2 separate regions of the Homo sapiens genome follow, and region 1 is linked to region 2. A link is a loop called in an ENCODE intact Hi-C map of the cell type or tissue named here. Cell type or tissue: heart right ventricle. All regions are shown on one strand. Each heading gives the region's core, and the rest is flanking DNA. Links, peaks and the distances in the headings are about the cores only. Region 1 overlaps OGDH (oxoglutarate dehydrogenase). Region 2 has its middle 10 kb from the start of OGDH.

Region 1 (8,083 bases), core at 5,185-7,684, 98 kb after region 2:
CTGTGTTGACCATGTTGACTGGTCTTGAACTCCTGAGTTCAAGTGATCCACCCTCCTCAGCCTCCCAAAGTGCTTGGGATTACAGGCGTGAGTCACCACACCCGCCTGCTCAACTTTTTTAAATTGTATTTTTTAATAGCTTTATTAAATGTAGTTCACTTATCATGTAATTTACCCCTTTCACAAGTCTGCAATTAAGTGGTTTTTAGTATATTTATAAATACGTGCAACTATCACAGTTGATTTCAGAGTGTTCATCACCTCAAGGAAAAACCTTGCATCCCTTAGTTATCTTACTCCTACCCCTCCATCCTCCCAAGCCCTAAGCAACCACTAATCTACTTTCTGTCTCTATAGATGTATTTATTCTGTAAAGTTCATATTAATTGAATCATACAATATGTGCCCTATATCAGTTGGCGAACGTTTAGATTGTTTCTACTTTTGGGCTATTATAAATAATGCTGCTGTGGGCTGGGCATGGTGGCTCACACCTGTAATCCCAGCACTTTGGGAGGCCGAGGCAGGTGGATCATCTGAGGTCAGGAGTTCAAGACCAGCCTGGCCAACATGATGAAACCCCGTCTCTACTAAAAATACAAAAATTAGCCAGGCGTGGTGGCTCGTGCCTGTAATCCCAGCTACTCTCGAAGCTGCAGCAGGAGAATCGCTTGAACCTGGGAGGCGGAGATTGCGGTGAGCCGAGATCACGCCATTGCACCACAGCCTGGGTGACAGAGCAAGACTCTGTCTCAAAAAATAAAGAAATAAAATAATGCTGCTGTGAACATTTATGTACAAGTGTTTATATATACTTTTTTTTTTTTTTTTTGAGACGGAGTCTCGCTCTGTCGCCCAAGCTGGAGTGCAGTGGTGTGATCTCGGCTCATTGCAAGCTCTGCCTCCCAGGTTCACGCCATTCTCCTGCCTCAGCCTCCCAAGTAGCTGGGACTACAGGCACCCACCACCATGCCCAGCTAATTTTTTGTATTTTTAGTAGAGATGGGGTTTCACCCTGTTAACCAGGATGGTCTCGATCTCCTGACCTCATGATCCGCCAGCCTCGGCCTCCTAGAGTGCTGGGATTACAAGCGTGAGCCACAGCGCCAGGCCTTATATATACATTTTTTGTTGTTGTTTGTTTTTTGTGCCACCTACTCTCCTCTCTGTGGCCCAGGCTGGAGTGCAAGTGGCATAATCTCAGCTCACTGCAACCTCCACTTCCCGGGTTCAAACGATTCTAGTGCCTGAACCTCCCGAGTAGCTGGGACTGTAGGTGTGCACCACCATGCCCGGCTAATTTTTGTATTTTTAGTAGAGATGGGGTTTCGCCTTGTTGGCCAGGCTGGTCTCGAACTCCTGGCCTCAGGTGATCTACCTGCCTCAGCCTCCCAAGGTGCTCTTATTACAGGCATGAGCCACTGTGCCCAGCCTGTGTCTACATATGTTTGAATTCCTTTTCGGGTATATACGTAGGAGTAGAATTGCTAGATCATGTGGTATCTCTGTGTTCAACTTTTTGTGGAAATCTCAGACTGTTTCAAAGTGGCTGTGCCATTTTTACATTCCCACTGGAAATATATCAGGGTTCCTTTTTTTTTTTTTTTTTTTTTTTTTGAGACAGGGTCTTACCCCGTCACCCACGCTGGAGTGCAGTGGTACAGTCTTAGCTCACTGCAACTTCTGCCTCCCAGGTTCTAGCGATTCTTCTGCCTCAGTTTCCCAAGTAGCTGGGATTACAGGCACGCACCACCACTCCCAGCTAATTTTTTTTTCTTTTTTTTTTTTTTTTTTTTTTTTTTGGTAGCAACAGGGTTTTGCCATGTTGCCCAGGCTGGTCTTGAACTCTTGACCTCAAGTTATCCACCTGCCTCAGCCTCCCAGAATGTTGGGATTACACACATGAGCCACCGCACCCCCAGCTAGGATTCCAGTTTTTTCATGTCCTCACCAACTCTTGTTATTGTCTGTTTTATTCTAGCCATCCTAGAAGGTGTGAGGTGATATCTCATTTTGGTTTTAATTTGCATTTCCCTAATGACTAATGATGTGTGTGTCTTTTCATTTGCTTATTGGCTATTTGTATATCTTTGGGGAAATTTCTATTCAGATCCTCTGCCTATTTTTTGACTGGATTGTCTTTTTATTGTTGAGTTGTAAGAGTTCTTTATATATTCTGGATATGAGCCATGTATCCGATGATTTGCAAATATGGGACAATTTTGGTGTCCTTGGAAGCACAAAAGTTTTATTTTTTATCAAGCATAATTTATCTGTTTTTTCTTTTGTTGCTTGTGATTTTTGGTGTCATATCCAAGAAGGCTTTGCCTAATCCGAGGTCACAAAGTTTTACCTCCTATGCTTTCTTCTGAGTCTTATAGTTTTAGCCCTTACATCTATGATCTGTTTTGAGTTAATTTTTGTGCATGGTGCAAAGGAGTCCCGCTTCATTCTTTTGCACTTGGATACTATTTTCAAATATAAATGATTGAGTAGCAAAGCATCTAATGGACAGAGTTAGCTCCAGTGGGTGGCTACAATTACCCAAGAAGCAGATATTAGTTGAATGAAAGGAAGAACTCCTAACAGTGAGACCTGTTCCAACAGGGGAACCAGCTCCTCCAGAAGTTTTGGATTCCTCCTCATTGGAAGTATTGGCACAGCTAGTGAACGAGTTGTCAGGGTTGAAGTAAATGGGAGGGGTGAGAAGGGCTAGAGGTGAGAGGAGAAACCATTTGGCCCTAAAGGTTCCTTTGTCTCCCAGACCAGCTTTTCCTCTTAGCGAGATTTTCCTACTAAAACACTAACTCCCAAAAGTATACTAAGAGAGTACATTGGTGGTATAGTGGTAAGTATAGCTGCCTCAAATAATATACTAAGAGGTATTATTAATACACCCATAGTGGAAAAAAGTACAGCGTATATTTGGAGTATACCTCTGTCATATGTGTGTATGCACAGCCACTAGTATAGATAACCCTGCCGGTAGAGTGCATCTCCATCACACGTGTGTGCACATCCACCCAAGTAGATAATCCTGCTGGTAGAGTGCACCTCCGTCATGTGTGCTGCCATCCATATGTGCATGAAGGCACAGAAGCTCATAACAGTGGTGAACATTGGAGAGGGCAGCTGAGACCTCAACCTTGCAAAATGGGTTTCTTTCTGTGAGGTTCTAGCAGTAAGGCATGTTATGATCACTGACTTCCTGCTGCAGGCCCTTCTTTACATGCTGAAGCCCAAGATGGGCAATGCTGGCTTCAATACCAGCTGAGATTGTTCAGGGCTCTCTTATGTGTCAGGCTCTGATACACCATTTTTTTTTTAATCTCATCAGTGTCTGACTATTTCTGATCATTTCTTTAGTCAGTGTGAGAAGGGAGATTATGTAAAAGCCATTAAACATAAATATAGAGTTAGATTTTGCTAATATTTTCTTTATCTCTTTACTGCTTTGACTCATTGCTCATGAGGTAGTGTGGCATCAGGAAGATCTGTAGAAGGAGAGGAAGTAACTTCTTAGCTGAGTCTCTTATTTCTTTTAGAACATACTTAGAAATTCCCTTCCAGAAATTTCACCTAAGGAAGCCATCTGATGGTAAATATTTTTTCATAAGACTCTTTGTCTGCCAGATGCAATGGCTCAAACCTGTTCCCAATACTTTGGGAGGCCAAGGCAAGAGGATTGCTTGAGCTCAGGAGTTCAAGACCAGCCTGGGCAACAAAGTGAGACCCTGTCTCTACACAAAACAAAACAAAACAAAAATTAGCCAGGCGTGGTGGTACACATCTGTAGTCCCAGCTACTGAGGAGGCTGAGGCAGGAGGATTGCTTGAGCCCGGGAGGTCAAGGCTGCAGTGAGCCGTGATCACACCACTACGTTCCAGCCTGGGCAACAGAGTGAGACCTTCTCTCAAAAAAAAAAAAAAAAAAGGTTTTTGTCAAAACCATATTTGCGCTACCACAAAGTTAGGAAACAAACCTATGTCCAACAGCAGAAGCGTCTTTGCATAAAATTTGGCAAAGCCATAGGAAGGGATATTAAACAACCACTAAAAAAGATTAATATCCTAGGGAATGGCCGGGCACAGTGGCTCACGCCTGTAATCCCAGCACTTTGGGAGGCCGAGGCGGGGGATCACAAGGTCAGGAGATTGAGACCATCCTGGCTAACACCATGAAACCCCATCTCTACTAAAAAAAAAAAATACAAAAAATTAGCCAGGCATGGTGGCAGGCACCTGTAGTCCCAGCTACGCAGGAGGCTGAGGCAGGAGAATGGTGTGAACCCGGGAGGTGGAGCTTGCAGTAAGCAGAGGTGCACCACTGCACTCCAGCCTGGGAGTCACAATGAGACTCTGTCTTAAAAAAAAAAAAAAAAAAAAAAAAGTTTGATATCCTGGGGAAATGGTCACAGTATGGTAAATGGAAATTGCAGGATATTAATATGCTGCTAGTAGGAGTGTAAGTAGAACAGCTACTCAGGAGAGCATTTAGAAAAATTTTAAATGCTCATGCCTGTGGCTCAGTTTTCCCTTTCTAGGATTAGATTGCAAAAAAACTCAGCGTTTGAGGGAGAAAATTTGTATAAGGATGTGTACAGCAACATTGTGTTTACCACAAATTGGAAACAAAAGAAATGTCCACCAACAGGAGAATGGATAAATACTCTGTGGGGTATACTGTGTCTGGTTAAGTTTCACTGGAAAGTAGAGACTAAAGGAAGTATAGCTACATGTTTCAACCTGGGTGTATCATAAAAGCAAATGTTAAAAGGCAAACTGCAAAGTTACCAACAAGCCTCAGAAGATACTATATACTGTTTACGGACATATGAAGTACAAATAGCAACTTGTGGCAGTGTCCTCCTCTGATTTAAGGGTAAGGAGGCCTGCGGGCTTGAGCCTCTGTGACAGAAACATTTTGGTCCACTAACAAATATGGCGAAACCGTTGGGATTTGTTCATGTTAGGTGAAGGCGTTAAGGATGAGCAGTGTGGTATTATCATGCTTTGTGTTTGAAATATATCATAAGATAAAAATTTAAATGCAAACCATAAAATTATGAATATATCATTAAATTTTGGTACATCTAACTGGTAGGGAATGTTATGAAGCCTTTAAATTTTCTTTTCTGGCTGGGTACTGTGGCTCACACCTGTAATCCCAGCATTTTGGGAGGCCGAGGCAGAAGGATCACTTGAGCCCCAAAGTTCAAGACCAGCCCGGGCAACATGGCAAGACCCCATCTCTACAAAAAAAATTTAAAAATTAGCTGGGCCTGGTGGTGCACACCTATAACACCAGCTACACAGAAGGCTGGCATGAGAGGTGAGCTACGATTGCACCACTGCACTCCAGTCTGGTTGACAGACCATGACTCTCTCTTTAAAAAAAAAAAAAAAATTCTTGCTGGGCGTGGTGGCTCACTCCTGTAATCCCAGCACTTTGGGAGGCTGAGGCAGGTGGATCACAAGGTCAGGAGTTCAAAATCAGCCTGGCTAACATAGTGAAACCCCGTCTCTACTAAAAATAACAAAAATTAGCCAGGCATGGTGGTGCGTGCCTGTATTCCCAGCTACTGGGGAGGCTAAGGCAGGATAATCGCTTGAACCCGGGAGGTGGAAGTTGCAGTGAGCTGAGATCACGCCATTGCACTCTGCTTGGGCAACAGAGTGAGACTTCGTCTCAAAAAAAAAAAAAAATTCTTAGGCTGGGCACAGTGCCTCACTCCTATAATAACACTTCGGGAAGCCGAGACAGGAGGATTACTTAGGCCCAGGAGTTTGAGGCCAGCCTGGGCAACATGGTGAGACCCTATCTCTACAAAAAATAAAAAGAATTAATCAAAATAATAGAAATAATAAGATCCCAAATTTAAGTATTTATTTACATATATATGCATACAAAGAAAATAATCTGGAAAGGAAAACATCAGAATATTTACCCCATAGCCTGTGGAATTATAGGTAACTTAATTTAACTTTTCATACTATGTCTTTTAAATTCTCTATGTTAAATATATATGGATTTTGTTATCAGAATAGGAAAAAACAAAGGAAAAGAAAAAGTGTAAACAGCCATTTTGGGGTACGTACTCAGAGTAGCCAGATGGCAAGTGCATGCCATGCCCGGCCTCAGCCCCGCCCTCTGGTCCCTGTGCCGGCTGTGCCAGGTGCCCTCTTGCTAGGCTACATGTTCCTTGCAGATCGGCTTCACCACCGACCCTCGGATGGCCCGCTCCTCCCCCTACCCCACTGACGTGGCCCGAGTGGTGAATGCCCCCATTTTCCACGTGAACTCAGATGACCCCGAGGCTGTCATGTACGTGTGCAAAGTGGCGGCCGAGTGGAGGAGCACCTTCCACAAGGACGTGGTTGTCGATTTGGTGAGTGACTCTGGGGACAGCACGTCCTGGGCAGAGCATCTGACCCACCCCTCTTGCCCTCGGCACCCCTGTGTCCCAAGGAGAGGAGCTTGTCTAGATGAGTCACCTCAGGGCTCTCTACTGCCAGGCCTCATGCTGGTTCCTTTGAGCTCCAAATAGTTCAGGCCTGTAAGCACCAAGGAATGCTTCCCAGGCAGGAGCTGTGGTGGTGAGGAGGGCCACTCCTCATTGACAGAGCAGCTCTACTGTGTGAAGGAGAGATACACAGAATCCTAATTCTAGAGAAGGTAAACTCCAGGGCAGGCATGAGGAATGAAGAACGTGGCCATCACCTAGGAGAGATGGGGCAGGTGCCTGAACAGCACTTCTTCCCAAGGGGCCAGCCCTTGTCTCTGACATCCTCTCACTGCTCTGAGCAGGTGTGTTACCGGCGCAACGGCCACAACGAGATGGATGAGCCCATGTTCACGCAGCCGCTCATGTACAAGCAGATCCGCAAGCAGAAGCCTGTGTTACAGAAGTACGCTGAGCTGCTGGTGTCGCAGGGTGTGGTCAACCAGCCTGAGTATGAGGTACGTCCCTGCGGCTCTATCCCAGTGCGCCTTTCCAGGGCTGGCGATGACTAGAAAAGGTGGGCCACAGGGCCAGTTCTCACTTTTGCCAGTTATGAGGATACACGTGAGAGGATGTGAAATATTTACAACTACAGCATTTCAATGCATAACTTTTTGGAGAATCTGGGCCACTGAGATGCTTTATAAAGGAAGTGGGCCTTAAACAGTGTTTTGGGGAAGGGAAGGGGATGTTTTCAGGTTGAGGTAGTAGCAGCCCAGTAGGTTTTCTCAGATTTCACAAATTGTGCATGGTTGAGAGGTGGGTGGTGGATCCAGCTTGGTAAGGGGCCTGTTGTAATCTGGATAGTAAGTGCTGGTTGGTTGTGAGTGGGAAGGCCAAGCAGCTGCCCTAGAGAGGGAGAGGGTGGGTGTGAGGAGCTATATCTGAGCATGGGAACAGGACAGATCCCAGATCAGAACAACCTGATAGCCTGTAGCCTATGCTGGAGACAGAGCTTTGTGAACCAGTTTTTTTTTTGTTTTGTTTTGTTTTTTGAGACGGAGTCTAGCTCTGTCACCCAGGCTGGAGTGCCGTGGCATGATCTTAGCTCACTGCAACCTCCACCTCCTTACTTCAAGCAGTTTTCATGTCTCAGCGTCCCAAGTACCTGGGATTACAGGTGCGAGCCACCACGCCTAGCTAATTTTTGTATTTTTAGTAGAAACAGGGTTTCCCCGTGTTGGCCAGGCTGGTCTTGAACTCCTGACCTCAAGTGATCTGCCTGTCTTGGCCTCCCAAAGTGCTGGGATTATAGGCATGAGCCACTGCGCCTGGCCTGGACCAGTTCTTAAGAAAAAATGTGGTGGGCTGGGCGTGGTGGCTCATGCCTGTAATTGCAGCACTTTGGGAGACTGAGGCAGGTGGATCATGAGGTCAAGAGATCGAGACCATCCTGGCCAACATGGTGAAACCCCGTCTACTAAAAATACAAAAATTTGCTGGGCGTGGTGGCACGCACTTGTAGTCCCAGCTACTCAGGTGGCTGAGGCAGGAGAATCGCTTGAACCCGGGAGGCGGAAGTTGCAGTGAGGCAAGATCGCGCCATTGCACTCCAGCCTGGTGACAGAGCATGACTCCGTC
Region 2 (9,420 bases), core at 3,328-5,827:
TTACAGGTGTGAGCCACCGCGCCCAGCCTTTTTTTTTTTTTTTTTTTTTTTTTGAGACAGAGTCTCACTCTGCAGCCCAGGCCCGAGTACAGTGGCGCCATCTCAGCTCACTGCAACTTCTGCCTCCTGGGTTCAACTGATTCTCATGCCTCAACCTCCCAAGTAGCTGGGATTACAGGTGTGCACCATCACACCTGGCTAATTTTTGTATTTTTAGTAGACATGGGGTTTTACCATGTTGGCCAGGCTGGTCTCGAACTCCCAACCTCAGGTGATCACCCACCTTGGCCTCCCAAAGTGCTGGGATTACAAGTGTGAGCCACTGCACCTGGCCATCAATTTGAAAAGCAGATGCGGAAGAGAATACATAGTAAACTCTCTTTGGTATTTGTACCTTCATGAAAAAACACTGGAAGAATATTTAAGAAACTAATGTAAGTGGTTATAGGTAACCTAAGATTTAGCTCATATACACCAGTAGGGTTATACTGGTTAAAATATAGAAATATTCTTGTCCTGGTCGGTAAATGGCCACTACCAAACCCCTGAATTCCCTCCACCTCTGCTCTCACCCCAGGATAAATGACTGCCCCATGATCCAACAAGAGTTAACCCCAGCAGGGAAGGGGTCTGGCAAGCCAACAAAGAATGAGGTGGATGGTCATGGGGTAGGAGACTTTACAAACAAAACTTTTAAATATACTTTTTATTTCTGAGCCATATGAATATGTCACTTGGTAAAAAGGAATTTGAGGCGAGGTATAGTGACCTATGCCTATAACCCCAGCACTTTGGGAGGCTGAGGCAGGAGAATGCTTGAAGCCAGGAGTTTGAGGCTGTAATGAGCTATGATCATGCCACTGCACTCCAACCTGGATGACAAAGTGAGACCCTGTCTCTAAAAAAATAAATAAATAAAAAATTAAAAATCAAAGTCAAAAGGAGTTTGAGAGTAAAAAACAGAAAATAATGTGTTATTTATTTAATAAAATAAAAATTAAAAATTAAATGCTAGAGACCAGGCGCAGTGCCTCATGCCTGTGATCCCAGCACTTTGGGAGGCCGAGGAAGGTGGATCACCTGAGCTCAAGAGTTTGAGACCAGCCTGGGCAACATGGTGAAACCCTGTCTCTACCAAAAATACAAAACTTACCTGTGTATGGTAGCACATGCCTGTGGTCCCAGCTACTCAGGAGGCTGAAATGGGAGGATGGTTTGAGCCTGGGAGGCAGAGGCTGCAGTTAGCCGAGATCACACCGCTGTACTCCAGACTGGGTGACAGAATGAGACCCTGTCTCAAAAATTAAGAAAGAGGCTGGGCGCGGTATCTCACACCTGTAATCCCAGCACTTTGGGAGGCCCAGGTGGGCAGATCACCTGAGGTGAGGAGTTCAAGACCAGCCTGCCCAACATGGCGAAACCTCATCTCTACTAAAAATTCAAAAAATTAGCCAGGTGTGGTGGCAGGAGCCTGTAATCCAAGCTACTCAGGAGACTGAGGCAGGAGAATTGCTTGAACCCAGGAGGTGCAGGTTGCAGTGAGCAGAGATCATGCCACTGCACTCCAGCCTGGGCGACAAGAGCGAAACTCCGTCAAAAAACAAAAAACAAAAAAAAAAGAAAGAGAGAGAAAAGAAAGAAAGAGAGAAAGAAAGAAGGAAAGAAGTGCTATTGCCACTCTGAGTGAAACTTGGTCAAAAAACAAAAAAAGAAAGAAAGAAAGAGAGAGAGAGAAGAAAGAGAGAGAAAGAAAGAAGGAAAGAAGTGCTACTGCCACTCTCTATCACAGTACCATTTTATCTATGGATTTCAAACCATCAATTACTACCTTGTTTGTACATCCTGAAAATGTCACCTCTGTAATAACATAGATCCCGCCTGTCTGTTGTGTTCACCTCTGTATCCCCAGCACCTAGAAGCAAACCAGTATAAATATTTGTTGAATGAGGCTGGTTGTGGTGGCTCATGCCTGTAATCCTAGCAGTTTGGGAGGCTGGAGCGGTGGATTGCCTGAGCTCAGGAGTTTGAGACCAGCCTGGGCAACGTGGCGAAACCCCATCTCTACTAAAAATACAAAAAATTAGCTGGGCATGGTGGCGGGCGCCTGTAATCCCAGCTACTTGGGAGGCTGAGGTGCAAGAATCGCTTGAACCTAGGAGGTGGAGGTTGCAGTGAGCCAAGATCGTGCCACTTCACTCCAGCCTGGGCAACAGAGTGAAACTCTGTCTCTAAAAGCAAACAAATAAACAAACAAATATTTGTTGAATGAATATGGAATGTATACTTTAATGAAAAATCATACTGAGCAAAAGTTATGGGATGTAGTTAAAGGCAGTGTTCAAAGGGAAATATATAGTTGTAAATGTCTACATTTAAAGAAGATCATGTGTAAAATTTGTGATAGTGGAAATGAAGAAAGATATCAAATCAATAACCAAATTTATACCTTGATGAACTTGAAAAAGAGCCAACTAAACCCCAAACTAGCAAAAGGAAGGACACAATAAAGATTAAAGTAGGGATAAATAAAATAGAGGATAGAAAAACAATAGAGTCAATGATAGCAAAAGTTGGTTCTTTGAAAAGATCAACAAAATGAACAAACCTTTCCCTACACTAACACAGAAAAAAGAAGACACAAATAATTAAAATCAGAAATGAAAGTGGAGGCATTACCGACCATATAGAAATAAAAAAGATAAGAGAATATTATACAAAATTACATACCGTGGGGTGTGGTGGCTCACGCCTATAATCCCAGCACTTTGGGAGGCCAAGGTGGGCAGATCACCAGAGGTCAGGTGTCGGAGACCAGCCTGGCCAACATGGTGAAATCACATCTCTACTAAAAATACAAAAACTAGTCAGGCGTGGTGGCGGGCGCCTGTAATCCCAGGTACTTGGGAGGCTGAGGCAGGAGAATCGCTTGAACCTGGGAGGCAGATGTTGCAGTGAGAGGAGATCGTGCCACTGTACTCCAGCCTGGGTGACAGAGCGAGACTCTGTCTCCAAAGTAAAAATAAAAATAAATAAATAAATAAAAATACAAAAATTAGCTGAGTGTGGTGGAACGTACCTGTAATCCCAGCTACTTGGGAGGGTGAGGCAGGAAGATAGCTTGAACCTGGGAAGTAGAGGTGGCAGTGAGCCAAGATTGCGCCATTGCACTCCAGCCTGGGTGCCAGAGTGAGACTCCATCTCAAAATAAATAAATAAATAAAAATAAAAAAATTAGCTGGGTGTGGTGGCAGGCACCCGTAATCCCAGCTACTTGGGAGGCTGAGCCAGGAGAATCTCTTGAACCCGGCAAGCAGAGGTTGCAGTGAGCCAAGGTCATGCCACTGCACTGCAGCCTGGGCAACAGAGAAAGACTCCATCTCAAAAAAAAAAAAATTACATACCAACAAGTTTGATTAATTTACATGAACTGGACAAATTTCTAGAAACACACAAATTACCTAAAGTGACAAAATAAAGTCCAGGAATAGTTTCCCTGGTAAATTCTATCAAACACCTAAAGAATAATTAACACCAATCCCCAATCCTTTTTTTTTTTTTTTTTTTTGAGACGAAGTCTCGCTCTGTCACCCAGGCTGGAGTGCAGTGGCACGATCTCAGCTCACTGCAACCTCCACCTCCCAGGTTCAAACAATTCTCCTGTCTCAGCCTCCCGAGTAGCTGGGATTACAGGTGCCCGCCACCACACCTGGCTATTTTTGTATTTTTGGTAGCGATGGGGTTTCACCATATTTACAGGCTGGTCTCCAACTCGTGATCTCAGGTGATCCACCCTCCTTGGCCTCCCAAAGTGCTGGGATTACAGGCATGAATCACCTTGCCCAGCCAACACCAATCCTTCTTAAACTCCTCCAACAAATTGAAGAGCGGGAACATTTCCTAACTCATTCTATGAAGCCAGCATTAACCTAATACTAAAGCCATTTAAAGACATCACAAGAAAACAAACCAATATCTGTTATGATTCTAGATGTAAAAGTCCTTAACAAAATAGTAGCAAACCAAATCCAACAGCATATTAAGAGGATTATATATAGCTGGGGGCATGGTGGCTCATGCCTGCATTCCTAGAACTTTGGGATGCCAAAATAGGCAGATCTCTTTGAGCTCAGGAGTTCAAAACCGGCCTGGGCAACATGGCGAAACCACATCTCTACAGAAAATACAAAAATGAGCCAGGCATGCTGGCTTGTGCCTGTGGTCTCAGCTACTTGGGAAGCTGAGACTGGAGGATCGCTTGAGCTGGGAAGCAGAGGTTGCAGTCAGCCGAGATTGTGCCACTGCACTCCAGCCTGGGTGACAAAAGCGAGGCCCTGTCTCAAGAAAAAAAACAAGAGGATTATACACCATGACCCAGTGGATTTTAGCCATGAATGCACAAGTGGCTCTGTGAAGCAGGTCCTCTGTGCACTGGTTACCACTTCAGCCTACTGCCTCTTGGGCTGCACTTTTACTACTTTCCTGAATCCAGCGAGGCAGAACACTGCCTCACATACACAATAAGTCACATGAAACAGGTTTACTATTTATAGATAGGCAGCAAGGGACAACAGCAGCCTAGGATTCAGATTGAGCCAGTACCCCAAGGCTCAGGAAGGCTGCTTGAGGCAGTGAAGTCTCATCTGTACCTGCCCCACTTGCACCACAGTTGAGAGACCCCAGAAAGTAGTCGGCCAAGGGTTTTCTATCCCAGGGACCACATGAAACACTGGGCTAAAGCACTGAAAGACATCCTGTTTCAAGGAGAAACTGGAATAGAGCCCAGGCTGTTCCAGCCAATTCCCCCCATCTCAGGATGTTGCAATACCAGCCCATTCTACAGTTATTCTTGAAAACTATAAGTGAGAAAGTGGGGGAGAACTGGATCAGTTCAAGGCCACCCAGAGAACTGTCCTGCAGGTTCAATGTAAGAAAATCAATTCATGGCCAGGCATGGTGGCTCACGCCTGTAACCCCAACATTTTGGGAGGCCAAGGCGGGCAGATCACTTGAGCTCAGGAGTTTGAGGCCAGCCTGGGCAACATGGCGAGACCCCATCTCTACAAAAAATATTTTAAAAATTAGCCGGGTGTGGTGGGGTGTGCCTGTAGTCTCAGCTACTCAGGAGACTGAGATGGGAGAATCACCTGAGCCTGGGAGGTGGAGGCTGCAGTGAGCCATGATCATGCCACTTCACTCCAGTCTGGAGGACACAGTGAGACCCCTGTCCAAAAATAAAGAGAGAGAGAGAGAGAAGGGAGGGAGGGAGGTGAGAAAGAGAGAGAGAGAAAGAAAAGAGGGGAGGGAGGGAAAGGGAGGGGAGGGAGGGAAAGGGAGGGGAGGGAGGGAAGGGGAAGGGAAGGGGGAAGGGGAGCAGACGGGAGGGGAGAGAAGACAGGAGGGGAAAGGAGGGGGGAGGGGAAGGGAGGGGAGGAGAGGGAGGGAAGGGAGGAAAGGGGGAGGGGGGAGTGGGAGGGAAAAGGAGAGGAGAGTGAGGGAAGGGAGGAGGGGGGAGAGGGGAGGGGGAGGCAGGGGGATCACCTGAGGTCAGGAGTTTGAGGCCAACCTGACCAACATGGTGAAACCCTGTCTCTAATAGAAATACAAAAATTAGCTGGACGTGGTGGCACGCGCCTGTAATCCCAGCTACGGAGGTTGAGGCAGGAAAAACGCTTGAACCTAGGAGGAAGAGGTTGCAGTGAGCCGAGATCATGCCATTGCACTCCAGCCTGGGCAACAGAGCAAGACTCCGTCTCAGAAAGAAAAAAAAAATCAATTCATGCTGGCCAGGTGCGGTGGTGCATGCCTGTGATTCCAGCACTTTGGGAGGCCAAGGCAGGGAGTGGGGGGATCACTTCAAGTCAGGAGTTCAAAACCAGCCTGGACAACACAGCAAGATATTGTGTTTACTAAAAAAAAAAAAAAAAAAAAAATTTGAGACAGTGTCTCACTGTGTCATCCTCCAGGATGGAGTGTAGTGGCATGATCACGGCTCACTGCAGCCTCGACCCCCAGGCTCTGGTGATCCTCCCATTTCAGCACCCCAAACAGCTGGGACTACAGGTCGTGCTACCAGGCCTGGCTAATTTTTGTATTTTTTTGGAAAGATGGGGTTTCACCATGTTGCCTAAGCTGATCTCAAACTCCTGAGCTCAAGAGATCCACCTACCTCAGTCACCCAGAGTGTTAGAATTATAGGCATCAGCCACCGTGCCCAGCCTAAAATTTTTTTTTTAATTAAAAAAAAAGAGGCCGGGCACGGTGGCTTATGCCTGTAATCCCAGCACTTTGGGAGGCTGAGGTGAGTGGATCACCTGAGGTCAGGAGTCCCAGACCAGCCTGGCCAACATGGTGAAACCCCTCTCCTAAAAATGCAAAAATTAGCCAGGTGTAGTGGTGGGCACCTGTAATCCCAGCAACTCAGGAGGCTGAGGCAGAAGAATCGCTTGAACCCGGGACGCGGAGGTTGCAGTGAGCCAAGACCATGCCATTGCACTCCAGCCTGGGAGACAAGAACAAAACTCCATCTCAAAAAAAAAAAAAAAATCCAGGAAGGGCACAGCATTAGGATAAATAGCCAATGCATATGGGGCTTAATAACTAGGTGATGGGTTGATAGGTGCAGCAAACCACCATGGCACACATTTACCTATATAACTAACCTGCATGTCCCGCACATGTATCCTGGAACTTAAAATAAATTAAGGCTGGGCGTGGTGACTCACGCCTGTAATCTCAGCACTTTGGGAACCCGAGACAGGTGGATCACCTGAGGTCAGGAGTTCCAGACCAGCCTGGCCAACATGGTGAAACCCTGTCTCTACTACAAGTACAAAAAAAATTAACCAGCTGTGGTGGCAGGTGCCTGTAATCCCAGCTACTCAGGAAGCTGAGGCAGGAGAATTGCTTGAACCTGGGAAGTGGAGGTTGCAGTGAGCTGAGATTGTGCCACTGCATTCCAGCCTGGGTGACAGAGCGAGACTCCATCTCAAAAAAAGAAACATAAAATGTTTAAAAATTTTTGTAAAGAAAATCAATTAATGTGATATATCATAGTAATAGAAGGGAGAAAAAACACGATTATCTCAAGTGATAAAGAAAAAGCATTTGACAAAATCCAATGCCCTTTCATGACAAAAAGAAAACATTCAGAAAACTAGGAATAGGAGGAAACTTCCTTAACATGTTAAAGGGCATCTATGAAAATCCCAGAGCAAACATCACACTCAACAGTAAAAGACTGAAAGCTTTCCCCTGATTGTTCCACCAATTAGGAACAAGACAAGGACTCCCACTTTCACCACTGCTATTCAAATTGTACTGGCTGCTCTGGCCAGGGCAATTAGATGAGAAACAGAAACCAAAGGCATCCTAACAGGAAAGGAAGAAGGAAAACTATTTCTATTGACAGATGACTAAATCTTACATATAGAAAATCTCAAAGAATCCACAAGAAGGTTACGAGAGCTAATTAACAATATCAGCAAAGTCACAGGACACAATATCAACACCCAAAAATCTATACATCAGTAATGAACAATCAGAAAAGGAAATTAAGGCCAGGCATGGTGGCTCACACCTGTAATCCCAGCACTTTGGGAGGCCAAGGCAGACGGATTGGTTGAACCCAGAAGTTCAAGAACAGTTTGGGCAACATGGAGAAACCCCATCTCTACTAAAAATAGAAAATATAGCTGGTCGTGGTGGTGTGCACCTATAATCCCAGCTACTCAGGAGGTTGAGGTGGGAGGATCACCTGACCCCGGAATGCAGAGGTTGCAGTGAGCTGAGATTGCATCAGGCCATTGCACTCCAGCCTGGGCCTCAGAACAAGACACTGTCTCAAAAAAAAAAAGAAAAGGAAATTAAGACAACAATTCCACTTACATATGCATTGGAAAATATAAAGTATCTAGGAATCAATTTAACCAAGGAGGTGAAAGACATATACATTGATAACTATAAAACATTGCTGAAAGAAATTAAAGACAATCTAAATAAATGGAAAGATCCTGTATTCATGGACTGGAAGATTTAGTATTGTTAAGATGTCAGTACTACCCAGTGATCTACAGATTCAATACAATGCCTACCTATCAAGGTCTCAACAGCTGGCCAGGCATGGTAGCTCGCGCCTGTAATCCCATCACTAGAATGCTGAGGCAACAGTATTGCTTAACAGGAGGTTGAAACCAGCCTAAGCAACATACTGAAACCCTGTCTCTATATAAAAATTTAAAAGTAGCTGGGTGTGGTGGTACATATCTGTAGTCCCAGCTACTCAGGAGGCTGAGGCAGGAGGATCACTTGAGCCCAGGAGTTCAAGGCTGCAATGAGCTATGATCCTATGATCATGCTACTGTACTCCAGCCTGGGTGACAGAGAGAAACCTAGTCTCTAAAAACAAACAAAAAACCCAACAGCCTTTTTTGCAGAAATGGAAAAGCAAATTATTAAAATCATATGAAACTGTAAGGGGCCTTGAGTAGACGAAACAATCTTGGAAAAGAACCAAGCTGAAGAACTGACATTTCCCAATTTCAAAACTTACTACAAAGGTACAGTAATCAAAACAGTGTGGTACTTAAAATGAACAGGTTTTCCTAAAAACAAACAGTGTGGTACTGGCATAAGGACAGACATACAGACCAATGGAATCGAAGTGAGAGTCCAGAAATAAACCCAGTGCTTGCTTCAGCAGCACATATACTAAAAGTGGAATGATACAGAAGTAAACCCAACATCTATGGTCAACTGATTTTCAAAAAGGGTGCAAGTCCATTCAATGGAAAAAGAATAGTCTTTTAAACAAATGGTGCTGGAACAATTGGAGTTCTACGTGTAAAAGAATGAAGTTGGTCTGGGTGCAGTGGTTCACACCTGTAATTCCAGTGCTTTGGGAGGCTAAGGCGGGAGGACTGCTTGAGCCCAGAAGTTTGAGACCAGCCTGGGCAACATAATGAGACTCTTGTCTCAAAATAAACTTAAAATAAAATAATAAAATATAGAATAAAATAAAATAGCCAGGTGTGGTGGCATGCATCTGTATTACTAGCTACTTGGGAGGCTGAGGTAGGAGGATCACCTGAGCCCAGTTCAAGGCTGCAGTGAGTTATGATCATGCCACTGTACTCCAGCCTGGGTGACAGGGAGAGACCCTGTCTTAGAAAAAAAAAAAATGAAGTTAGATCCCTACTGCACAGTCACTTATAAAAATTAACTCAAAATGGGTAAACAATCTAAATATGAGCTAAAATCATTACCTCATAGAAGAAACATAAGGGTAAATCTTCATAACCTTAGATTTGGCAATGGATTCTTAGATATGACATAAGCAACATCAAAATTAAAAACTTTCAACCTTTTGTGAGTGGTGGCTAGCACTAAGAGAAGCCAGGAAGGCCTGGGGCACACATCAAGAAC

Evidence for each region. Peaks named below come from ENCODE experiments on the same cell type or tissue, not always from the same donor. Only the 100,000 strongest peaks of a DNase experiment are listed, where the experiment ranks them.
Region 1: it touches region 2 in a loop (2.3-fold over the local background); 10 of 110 quality-filtered maps call a loop at or near these places.

Annotation. Positions count from the first base shown.
Region 1 is chr7:44,687,617-44,695,699 of GRCh38, forward strand. It overlaps OGDH (oxoglutarate dehydrogenase), which reads left to right. Exons shown (of 23, transcript NM_002541.4): 11 at 6,209-6,388; 12 at 6,808-6,960. Among named protein-coding and RNA genes, the nearest start is that of ZMIZ2, 57 kb to the right of the region's middle. In heart right ventricle, for the core only: no CTCF peak of the experiment used is centred there; a DNase peak (open chromatin) is centred at 6,425; H3K27ac peaks cover 2,162 bases.
Region 2 is chr7:44,591,637-44,601,056 of GRCh38, forward strand. No RefSeq gene overlaps it. Among named protein-coding and RNA genes, the nearest start is that of OGDH, 10 kb to the right of the region's middle. In heart right ventricle, for the core only: a CTCF peak has its summit at 4,450; no DNase peak of the experiment used is centred there; H3K27ac peaks cover 1,398 bases.